Regions from separate parts of the Homo sapiens genome. Here region 2 is linked to region 1. The links are chromatin contacts, found by Hi-C or POLR2A ChIA-PET in ENCODE. All regions are on one chromosome and are shown on one strand. The core of a region is the stretch at or near the end of the contact, and the rest is flanking DNA. Distances in the headings are between cores, read along the strand shown.

Region 1 (5,317 bases), core at 1,659-4,158:
TAAAGAAACAGCCGAGCTGGTTTCTAAACTGGCGGTTCGACTTTACTCCCCACCGCGATGCACGCACACTCCCCCGTGTCCTCACCTGCACTTGGCAAGGTTGGTCTTTGTAATTTCAGCTGCTCCAATAGGTGCACAGTGGCAGCTTTGTGCGGTTTTAACCTGCGTTTTCCTGATAATTAGCAATGTCGAGCATCTTTTCATGTATTCACTTACCAGCTGTGTATCTTCTCTGGTAAGAACGTCTCCTCAAATCTTTGGTGTGTTTTGAATTGGGTTGTTTCTCTTAGTATTAATTCGTAAGAAATTTTCCACTGCTTTTTCAAATTGAACTATAACATGACATTAACCATTTTAAAGCATGCAATTCTGTGATTTTTAGTGTATTTATAAGGTTGTGAAACCATCATCGCGGCCTAATTCCAGAACATTTTCCTCACCCTGTGAAAGTTGATCTTACAAATTGGGTCATTCTTGTCACACCCAACTACATGAGAGTAGGAGGCTGAGGGAAAAGCACTCGGGGTGCAAGACATTCCTCTAGGAATGTGATTCTCTGCAAGTCCAGCTGCTGAAACTGCTGTCACCTGAAGGCAGCCTCATCTGCAGCAACTGCGATCAGGGCCGCAACTCCGGGGCCGACTTTGCCCGGCCTGGCCCAGCAGTGGGGACTTGCGGGCCCGAGCTTTTCCAATGCCCGACGTCCTCGGGGCCACAGGTGACCTTCCTGTTTCCTGAGCTGCAGCCTTGTTTTTATTCTCAGATGGGGAGCGCCCCTGGTCTGAGTGTGTGCCCCGAACTGCAATTCCTTCCTCTCAAATAAAACACACGAAACATAGAGATTCATCTACGTTTTATTTTGACTTCGACAAAGAGGAAGCCCTGTTCCCATTCCGCAGTCGCTGCCTGCTCTCCGCCCCAGTCCCTGCCACCAGGAGTCTGCACTGGGCCTCCGGAGACCACAGCCACTTGGGAACCGGAAAGGAAGGGGGACAGAACAGGAATGGCCATCCCGGAGCTGGGACTGGCTGTCGCTGGGCCCGAGGTTTTCAAGGGTTCCGGAGCGCGGCCTCCGTGGCTGGGCCTCAGAGACTAACAGACTCAGGCTGCCCGCGCCCCAGCTCAGCGCCCAGGGTCCCACGACCGCCATCAAGGCAGCTGGGGCGGCCTCGACCCCTGCCCCATTGGATGCTGTGGCTCCCGCCCCAGAGCGGTCCCCCAGCCCCGTCAGGAGGGCCGCCAATCACAGTGCCCCATCTCTCCCACCGCAGGGATTGGTCTAGGGCCAGGCACATGGCCTAAGCTGTCCAATCACAGTACCCCATCTTTACGACCACAGTGATTGGTCCAGGAGTGGGCACATGGCCCAGGCCATCCAATCATAGTGCTCCATATGTCTAACCACAGTGATTGGTCCAGGGACAGACACATGGCCTAGGCTGTCCAATCATGGTGCCCCATCTGTCTAACTATAGTAATTGGTCCACACATGGGCACATGGCCTAGGCTGTCCAATCATAGCTCCATAGGGAGGAGGAACAGAGCGGGCATAGGGAGGAAGGGAGTAGGGGAGGAGAGGGAAGGCGAAGGAGAGAGGGAGGAGAGGAAGGGTGGGGGGTGGATGGGGGAGGTGAGAGGGAATGAGGGAGGAAGGGCAGGGTAGCGGGACAGGGGAGGGTGGGTGCTTTGCAATTTAATAGGGTGCCAGCACCCAAGGCCTCCCGAAACTCTCCTTTCCAGGGCAGAGACCGTGGCTCCAGCCCACACAGGCCCCGAGGGAGTTCTGGGCGCAGCCCTCCCATCCACGCCCCTGCAGGGCAGCCAGCCACCTGCCAAAGTGGGGCTTCGCCCACCCTCAGGGCCTGATTTATAAGGTGTCTTGCTGCTGGTCATTTGCTTTCTCCAAAGCCTACAGAAATCTAATTGCTGTTTGAAGAAAAAAAAAATGCCCTAAATAAAGCAGTTAATTGCAAGCAGCAGCTCCTTTAGGCGCAGCCTTGCGGTCCTGGAGCTGCCGGCCATGGACCCCGAGCGGGGCGCCGGGGTGGGGCCTGGGCCGCAGACAGATCGGGGATCGGGCCGGGGGCAGCTGGGGTGGGCTCAGCAGAGCAGTCCCTGGCCCCGCGGTTAATTGAAATAACCGGGTCAATACACGGCCGCCGGGACCCAGCCCCATTTGATCTCTCTCCTGGGCAGATTAATTAAGTGTTATCAATTAGCGGCCCTGGGTAAAGGGCCACACTGTCAGGCCTGATGGGGACCGAGCGCGCCACAGGTCCGGGCCGATGTCCGTGGGGGCGACAGGCCTGCCAGGCGGGCTTCAGCGGGGAAGCCAGGGGTCAGGGACCAGGTCCCTGGGGCAGCGCCAGTGCGGGCAGTCCCCGAGCCTTGGACAGCCCAGCACGGGTCCAGCCCCGGCCCCAGCACGGCTCCTGCACCGCCCCAGGACGTCCCCTGCATAGCCCAGGACAGCCCAACGCCGCCCAGCAGGGCCCCAGGACAGCTCCAGGACGGCCCCAGCATAGCCCAGCACGGCCCCAGCCCGGCCCCCGCACCCCCTCCCCCCGACCCGCCCAGCACCGCCCAGGAGGGTCCCAGCACCGCCCAGGAGGGTCCCAGCACCGCCCAGGAGGGTCCCAGCACCGCCCCAGGAGGGTCCCAGCACGGCCGCAGGGCACGCGGCGCTGTGGAGCGCATGAGCGGGGTGCGCCCTAGGGTGCGGCCCGCGCTGGCAGCCCCAGCCCGACTGCCGACCGCCGCTGCCGTAGAAACTGGGCCCATCCGCGGTGCCGGTGCAAGGTGCGGCCGTGGGGAGGCGGCGGGGCCGGGCCGCCGGGAGCTGGGAGCCGCGGCCACATCGGTGGAGCAGGGCGAGGCGCCACCTGGCGGCGGGCCCTCCCCTCCCGTGCGCGGCGCCGGAGCCGCTGGGGCCCCTTCCCGCTGCCGCAGCCCGCCTGGAGGTCCCCGCCCTCCAAGTCCCTGCCCGCCAGCCTCTTCTCCCATCATGGCGCCGTCGCCTGCAGCCTCTCTGGACACTGAACGTCATGTTCAGCCTGGACACTCACAAATGGTCTGGCTCCCCACACCCCAGGCTGCCCACACAGGCACCCCTGCTGACCCCGGCAGGGCCCGGGCTTCCGGCCTTCTTTATAGGACCAGAACAGCGAGGGGGACTGAGGAGTGAGGGCTGCCTGAGCCCGGCCTTCTTTATAGGACCAGAACATGGAGGGGGTCTGGGGAGTGAGGGCTGCCTGAGCCGGGTCTCTGGAAAGCAGTCCTTGAGGCTCAAGGGTGAGGCTGGGAGGAAGCTCTTCCCTCATCACCCCACCCTTCCTACCTCTCTTTGCTGGTCCCAGCTGGGTGGCCATACTCTTCCATCTTGGACTAAAGAGCCCTCCAGGGAACATGGGCCAGCACACGCCTGTCCTGAGCCTTGGAGCAGCTGGAGTTCGACAGACTTGGCCTCAGCTCGGTTTTTGCCATGTCTGCTGGGTGGCCGTAAGGAAGTTGCTCCAGCTCTGAGTCCCAGTTTCCTCCTCTTGCATGACTGTTCTGATTATTAAGAGACCAGATGTGAAAAGAGCTGTGGACCAGGAAGAAAGGAGATGATGATTATGGCAATGGCTATGGTGGAGGTGATGAGGATGATGGTGGTGGTGATGGTGATGATGGTGATGCTGGTGGTGATGATGATGGTTGATGATGATGGTGATGGTGATGATGGTTATGGCTGATGGTGATGGTCATGATGGTGATGGTGGTGATGGTGATGATGGTGATATGGTAATGGTCATGATGGTTATGGTGGTGATGATGGTGATAGTGACAATGATGATGGAGGTGACGTTGGTAATGATGGTGGTAGTGATGGTAGTGATGATGGTGATGGTGGTTGATGGTGATGGCAGTTGATGGTGATGGTCATGATGGTGATGGTGGTGATGGTGATGATGGTGATATGGTAATGGTCATGACGGTTATGGTGGTGATGATAGTGATAGTGACAATGATGATGGAGGTGATGTTGGTAATGATGGTGGTAGTGATGGTAGTGATGGTGGTGGTGGTTGGTGGTGATAGTGGTGATGGTGATGATGGTGATGGTGGTGACACTGAGGTGATGGTGGTGGTAGTGGTCATGATGGTGGTGGTGATGGTGGTGATGATGGTAATGGTAGTCATGGTGATGGTGATGGTGATGGTGGTGATGATAAAGGTAGTGGTGATGGTGGTGGTGATGACAATGATGGTGATGGTGATGATAGTGGTGATGGTGGTAATAGTGATGACGATGGTGGTGGTGATGATGGTAACAATGGTGATGGTGGAGATGGTGATGGTGGTGATGGGGATGATAGTGGTAGTGACGATGGTGGTGGTGATGATGATGGTGATGATGATAGTGACAGTGATGATGGTGATGGTATTGGTGATGGTGATGATGGTGATAGTGATGGTGGTGATAGTGATGGTGGTGGTGGAGATATGATGGTGATGGTGATGGCGGTGATGTTATTGATGGTGATGGTGACAAAGATGACACTGGTGATGGTGGTGATGACGGTGATGATTATACTGATGTGATGATGTGATATTGATGGTAGTGACGATCATGGTGGTGGAGATGATGGTGATGGCGGTGATGATGGTGATGGATGGTGGTGGTGGTGATGGTGATGATGGTGATGGTGGAGATGATGGTGATGGTGATGGTAATAATGACAGTGGTGATGGTGGTGACAATGGTGGTGATTGTGATGGTGGTGGTGGTGGTGGAGATGATGGTGCTGGTGATAATAATGACAGTGGTGATGGTGGTGATGATGGTGATGACTGTGATGGTGATGATGGTGATGATTGTGATGGTGATGATGATGATGATTGTGATGGTGGTGATGGTGATGATTGTGATGGTGATGGTGATGATGGTGATGACTGTGATAGTGATGGTGATGATTGTGATGGTGATGGTTGTGATGGTGGTGATGATGGTGATGGTGATGATGGTCATGATGATTATGGTGGTTAGTTGTATTACTTATCTATTGCTGTATAACAAATTGCCTGAAAACATAGTAACTAAAAATCACAAATATTTATTATCCTGCGCGGTTACTGAGGGACCCTCGGAAACTTGAGAGCAGCCTAACTGTGTAGTTCTGGCTCAAGGTCTCTGGTGAAACTGCAGTCAAGTTGTCAGCCATGGTTGTAGGCATCTCAAAGCCTGACTGGTGGTAGATTCATTCCCAAGAACATCCCGAGGCTGTTGGCAAGCCACCGACGTTCACTGCCTATACCCCAGGGATGTCGGTTTCCT
Region 2 (5,317 bases), core at 1,222-3,721, 35 kb after region 1:
GGCTCTCAGCAGGACAGCCGGACCCCTGCCCCAGGCTCTCAGCAGGACAGCCGGACCCCTGCCCCAGGTACTCAGCAGGACAGCCGGACCCCTGCCCCAGGCTCTCAGCAGGACAGCCGGACCCCTGCCCCAGGCTCTCAGCAGGACAGCCGGACCCCTGCCCCAGGCTCTCAGCAGGACAGCCGGACCCCTGCCCCAGGCTCTCAGCAGGACAGCCGGACCCCTGCCCCAGGCTCTCAGCAGGACAGCCGGACCCCTGCCCCAGGCTCTCAGCAGGACAGCCGGACCCCTTGCCCCAGGCTCTCAGCAGGACAGCCGGACCCCTGCCCCAGGTACTCAGCAGGACAGCCGGACCCCTACCCCAGGTACTCAGCAGGACAGCCGGACCCCTTGCCCCAGGCTCTCAGCAGGACAGCCGGACCCCTGCCCCAGGTACTCAGCAGGACAGCCGGACCCCTGCCCCAGGCTCTCAGCAGGACAGCCAGACCCCTGCCCCAGGCTCTCAGCAGGACAGCCGGACCCCTGCCCCAGGCTCTCAGCTGGACAGCCGGACCCCCTGCCCCAGGCTCTCAGCAGGACAGCCGGACCCCTGCCCCAGGTACTCAGCAGGACAGCCGGACCCCTGCCCCAGGCTCTCAGCAGGACAGCCGGACCCCTGCCCCAGGCTCTCAGCAGGACAGCCGGACCCCTGCCCCAGGCTCTCAGCAGGACAGCCGGACCCCTGCCCCAGGTACTCAGCAGGACAGCCGGACCCCTGCCCCAGGCTCTCAGCAGGACAGCCGGACCCCTGCCCCAGGCTCTCAGCAGGACAGCCGGACCCCTGCCCCAGGCTCTCAGCAGGACAGCCGGACCCCTGCCCCAGGCTCTCAGCAGGACAGCCGGACCCCTGCCCCAGGCTCTCAGCAGGACAGCCGGACCCCTGCCCCAGGCTCTCAGCAGGACAGCCGGACCCCTTGCCCCAGGCTCTCAGCAGGACAGCCGGACCCCTGCCCCAGGTACTCAGCAGGACAGCCGGACCCCTACCCCAGGTACTCAGCAGGACAGCCGGACCCCTTGCCCCAGGCTCTCAGCAGGACAGCCGGACCCCTGCCCCAGGTACTCAGCAGGACAGCCGGACCCCTTGCCCCAGGCTCTCAGCAGGACAGCCGGACCCCCTGCCCCAGGCTCTCAGCAGGACAGCCGGACCCCTGCCCCAGGCTCTCAGCTGGACAGCCAGACCCGCCCCAGGCTCTCAGCTGGCGGTCAAGGTCTCCTGCTTTACTGATAAACTTGTCTCCAGGGACCCACACCCCCTGCCCAAGGGCTCTTGATCCTGGGCAGACTTAGAAGCAGTGCAGGGCCTCAGTGTGGGCCCTGAGCCTCGGGCTCTAAAGGGTGAATGGCACGTTCACACCATCGTCTTTCCTGGAAACGACAGCGCCTGCCATTCAGGACATTACCCAGCCCCCGGCCTGATAGCCCATGACTCTCCGGTTCATAACACAAAATCACACTTTTCATCAAGAAGCTTGTATTCTCCAGATAATTCAAGAATCCACACAGCAAATCCAGCACAGACTGTTTGCTTCCCAACACCCAGACACATGTGCCTGCAAATTCCTGATGTTACGAAGACCTGCCCCGGAGAGGGGAGGCATCGCCCCAGGTAACCCCAGGCCACAACCCACATCCCACACCCCAGACGACCCCGGGACATCGACAGTCCACACCCTAGACAACCCCGAGGCACTGAAAACCCACACCCACACCCGAAATAACCCTGGGACACTGACAACCCACACCCCAGACAATCCCAGACAACCCCGGGACACTGACAACCCACTCCCCAAATAACCCTAGGCAACCCCAGTATGCTGACAACCCACACCCCAGACAACTCCAGGAGACTGACAACCCACACCCCAGCTGACCCCGCATCCTGGCTGTGATGGGGCTGCCATCCACACCGCCTGCTCCAAGGGCTCTGCTGCTCCGGGTTGGACCTGCACGGTTCTGGGTCACTGCAGGACTTGGGACAAGTGACTCAGTTCCCCATTGAGCAGGACAGCATCCCAGCCGCCCTGGGTTACTGTGATATCAGGAGTCAGTGGCCAACGTTTCCTGAGCCCTCTTTCTGAGGCCAGACGCCAGCATGGAGGCTGCAGCGAGTCCCTTCCCTCATCTGCACGAGGCTTGGGGACCCCATGGCCACCTGGCCCAGGTGTGGGCACCGAGGTGGGGCTGTGGGGTGAGCTCCCGGGTGGCCCATGGCTGGCAGTCGGCCGTCCTGAGGGGACTCTAGGTACGACACGAGGTCCTCCAGCCACAGGCATCAGCTTCCCCTCTCGGACACAGGCCAGCAAAGACAATCGCCGGATGTCTGAGTACCCCCTCTCCTTCCAAAACAAACAGAAAACCCGTCCACAGCATCTGTCGACCAAAAGAAGAACCGCCAGAGTCCAGGGAAGCAGCTTGCCGGGAACCTGCCAGGTTTGCATCGAATTCCCCGAGTTCCGGAAACCCCGTCCGTCCCAGGCAAACAGGCACCGTGGGTCACCCTTCCGGGACCCACATTCGCGCCAGGCCTAGGTGGAGGCCTTGGCCCTGGGAAGGAAGGCTGACCAGAAGCCTCGGCACCCTGCCCCCGCGGCCACGTGTGGACGCAGAGGCCTCTTGGGCGGTGAAAGGCTGCTCCTGAAGGCGTTTCTGGTTTTTCCATTTATAAAGCAGAGTGAGGTTATAAATCAGAAAAGTGTTTACAGGAGACACACAGCTGGCAATAACAGCTTTGAGGGGCCACTGCGTCTCTGTGACTATTTCATCTTCCACGCCAACTTAAACATGAGAAAAAAAGGCTTTGCAGCCCAGGGCCCCGCTGCACGGCCCAGCAGATCGAGAGCATTTGCAATAATTCATAGACTTCTCACTTTCATTTTTCTGCCGCCCAGGAATTACATTCCACTATTAAAATGCGCTGGGACTGCCTGGCCCGGCCGCTCCTGCGTGTTCAGACACAGGTCGGGCGAGGACCCTGTGCGGCCCCAAGCGGACCCTGCTGCGGCTCCGGGGCCGGGCGCTTGCCCCCTGCTGGACACACGGTGCACTGCAGGCAGCCCAGAGGGCCCTCCCCGCTCTGCGGGTGAGAAAATCCCGAGACAGGCGGGTTTCCTCTGAGATGGCCACGGTTCCAGGTGAGAAAGCAGGCGGGAGGGAAGAAGCTGGCGTCCAGGCCCCTGTGCAGTCACATCTGGTCCTCTGCGGCCCGTTCCTGTTCTTGGGATGCTGGCGGGGGCACTGCCCCAGCTCAGGGGCACAGAAGACCCAGATGGGTGCAGGCAGGAAGGCCAGCTTGGTCGGGGTGGTGGGGGGGGCCTGGGCCAAGGCCAGAGCCGGGACAGCCCCCAGGTGTGGTCGGGCCTGGACCTTCCCTACTGCAGACCCAGTGGGTCCCACTCGCCTTCAGTCGAGGCTTTGTCACCTCAGGGCAAGTTGAGGGCAGAGCTGGGACTCCCCAGATACTGCCTGATCTGCTCTCACTGACCCAGCCCCAGAGCCCCAGGCAGGAGGGATGGGCAGGGCCTGAGGGACAGGTCTCTGTGGTCCTCAGAGCCTCACCCATTCACAGTCAGGCATGGGGCCAGAGAAGGCCGTGCTTCAGTGGGACCACCCACTGAAGGCCGAAGGCCGGTGCCAGCCGTCCCCACAACAGGACCCGGAGGCCTCTCTGCCCCATCCTCCAGATCCAGCCTCTAGTGTGCACAAGCTGAGAGGGGATGCTGAGGGCAAGAAGGAGCGGGACTTGGGTGTCCTGTCCCACACGCCCCCGAGGGGCTGGCAGGGGAGGATGGGGCAAGATGGTGGAGCTTGTCAGGGGAGATGGGGAGCACATTTCAGCAGCTGTGCTCTTCTGGGACAGCACAAACTGTCGGGGAGAAGAGTGATGGCCGGCAATGCCCCTGGGCAGCGAGGGGTCCCGAGTCCAGGGGCTCAAATGCTTCGGGGCACGGTGACAATGCCACCTCCTCCAGGAAGTCTCCCCAGACTGCACTGCCCAGTGGTGACTCTGAGCTGACTGCACCTCCCCTGAACTCCCGCCCTAGGAGCAGCCACTCTCCGGCTGCATGACTCTCTAAGACTCGGGAGGTTTGGGGCGCAGTCCCAGAGGTTTTTCAGGAAACAGCCACTAAATGGATGAATGAATGATGAAACCTGCTGCTCAAGGGCTGCAGACCTGGGCTCTCCCTGCACTGCCCGGGCCCTCAGGGCTGCACCACCCAGGCTGGGTCGGGCCACACACCCCAAAAGGGCCCTGCCAAAGCCCTCCCACCCCAGAAACAGAAGAAGGGGCCGGCGGCCACCCCTGGGCCCAGCCCCGGCCTCCCCTTGTATGCCCCCAGCCCCCCACCAATGCCCTCCCCTGCCCCTGGTGGGTCAGAGATCTCCTGGAGGCTACAGGGAGCAAAGGCGATGCCCGCAGGTGGCGAGCGTGTTCTCAGGAGCAGGTGGGCAGGGGCCTTGCAGACTCTTCATTTCTTCCTTCCCTTATCACCGTTAGCCATTTTCATGGGATAGAGATACAGAGGAGCTCCCATTACAAAGCGCCATTAAACTGTCGTCTGTGCAACTGTGTGTGAAGAGGCATCGGATAACGGTCAGGGCTGTGCACGCCTGAGTTGCTGGCCCTGCACCCGGCCCAGCACTCCTAGAGAGAGGCCTCACCTAGAGAGACAGGCCTTCTTCGGCACCCAGCACCACTGCCCACCCCAGCCTGCCCCCCTAAATGACACTCACTGCCTGGGCAGGACAGCCCCGGGGCCCAGCACACCAGGAGGGCTCCGAACCCGGCCAAAGGTGGTGGGAAGACAGAGGAACCGTGAAGAACAGATGATAGTACAGGCTGGGGAGAGGGGGCTGGTGTCCCCAGAGGCAGGGCCACCCCCCCAACAGTTGAGGGGGCCACCCACTCACGGCGCCATGGCCAGTGCAGGGCCTGGAGTCAGGCCAAGCTCCCGTCTGCCCCAGCTTGGCATTCAGACCACCAATCCAGCGGCCACAGGAGTGAGGTGTAGCCCCAGCCCCTGGCGCTAGAGGGAAACTGAGGCTGGGGTAGGGGACCAGAGGTGAAGCAGGCCTAGACCCCACCCCGTCTCCAGGGGGAAGGAGCTGTCCTTGGACCCACCATTCCCCCTCAGTGTGTCTAAGGGCCATGGGGATTTAGGAGCCCCAGGGGCATGGCTGGGGTGGACGCTCAAGGCTGGGAGGAGCTTCTTAGGGTCCCCAGGGTCCACTCCACCTGGCCATGCCCAGCCCACAGGTGCTCAGGCCCCAGGCCAGGGCA

What was found. A loop is a pair of places that touch in the nucleus more often than their neighbours do. ChIA-PET counts read pairs that join two places held with the same protein, here RNA polymerase II (POLR2A). Pooled maps may share reads with other maps.
Region 2: a loop to region 1 is called in a map of CD8-positive, alpha-beta T cell, with 4 times the contacts of the local background. The contact joins two enhancer-like sites. A Hi-C loop is called at or near these places in 1 of 168 maps with a recorded cell type or tissue (CD8-positive, alpha-beta T cell) and 5 of 50 pooled maps. POLR2A ChIA-PET finds 5 or more read pairs at or near these places in 2 of 52 experiments (HEK293 and activated CD4-positive, alpha-beta T cell).

The regions. Positions count from the first base shown.
Region 1 is chr4:1,510,468-1,515,784 of GRCh38, forward strand. No RefSeq gene overlaps it. Among named protein-coding and RNA genes, the nearest start is that of NKX1-1, 110 kb to the left of the region's middle. RefSeq lists an enhancer at 1,588-2,238. Within about 2 kb of position 2,909, at least 3 of the 41 ENCODE cell types and tissues checked have a DNase peak (open chromatin) inside an H3K27ac peak, as active enhancers do.
Region 2 is chr4:1,545,965-1,551,281 of GRCh38, forward strand. No RefSeq gene overlaps it. Among named protein-coding and RNA genes, the nearest start is that of FAM53A, 140 kb to the right of the region's middle. RefSeq lists an enhancer at 2,924-3,780 and a silencer at 3,040-3,159. Within about 2 kb of position 2,472, at least 13 of the 41 ENCODE cell types and tissues checked have a DNase peak (open chromatin) inside an H3K27ac peak, as active enhancers do.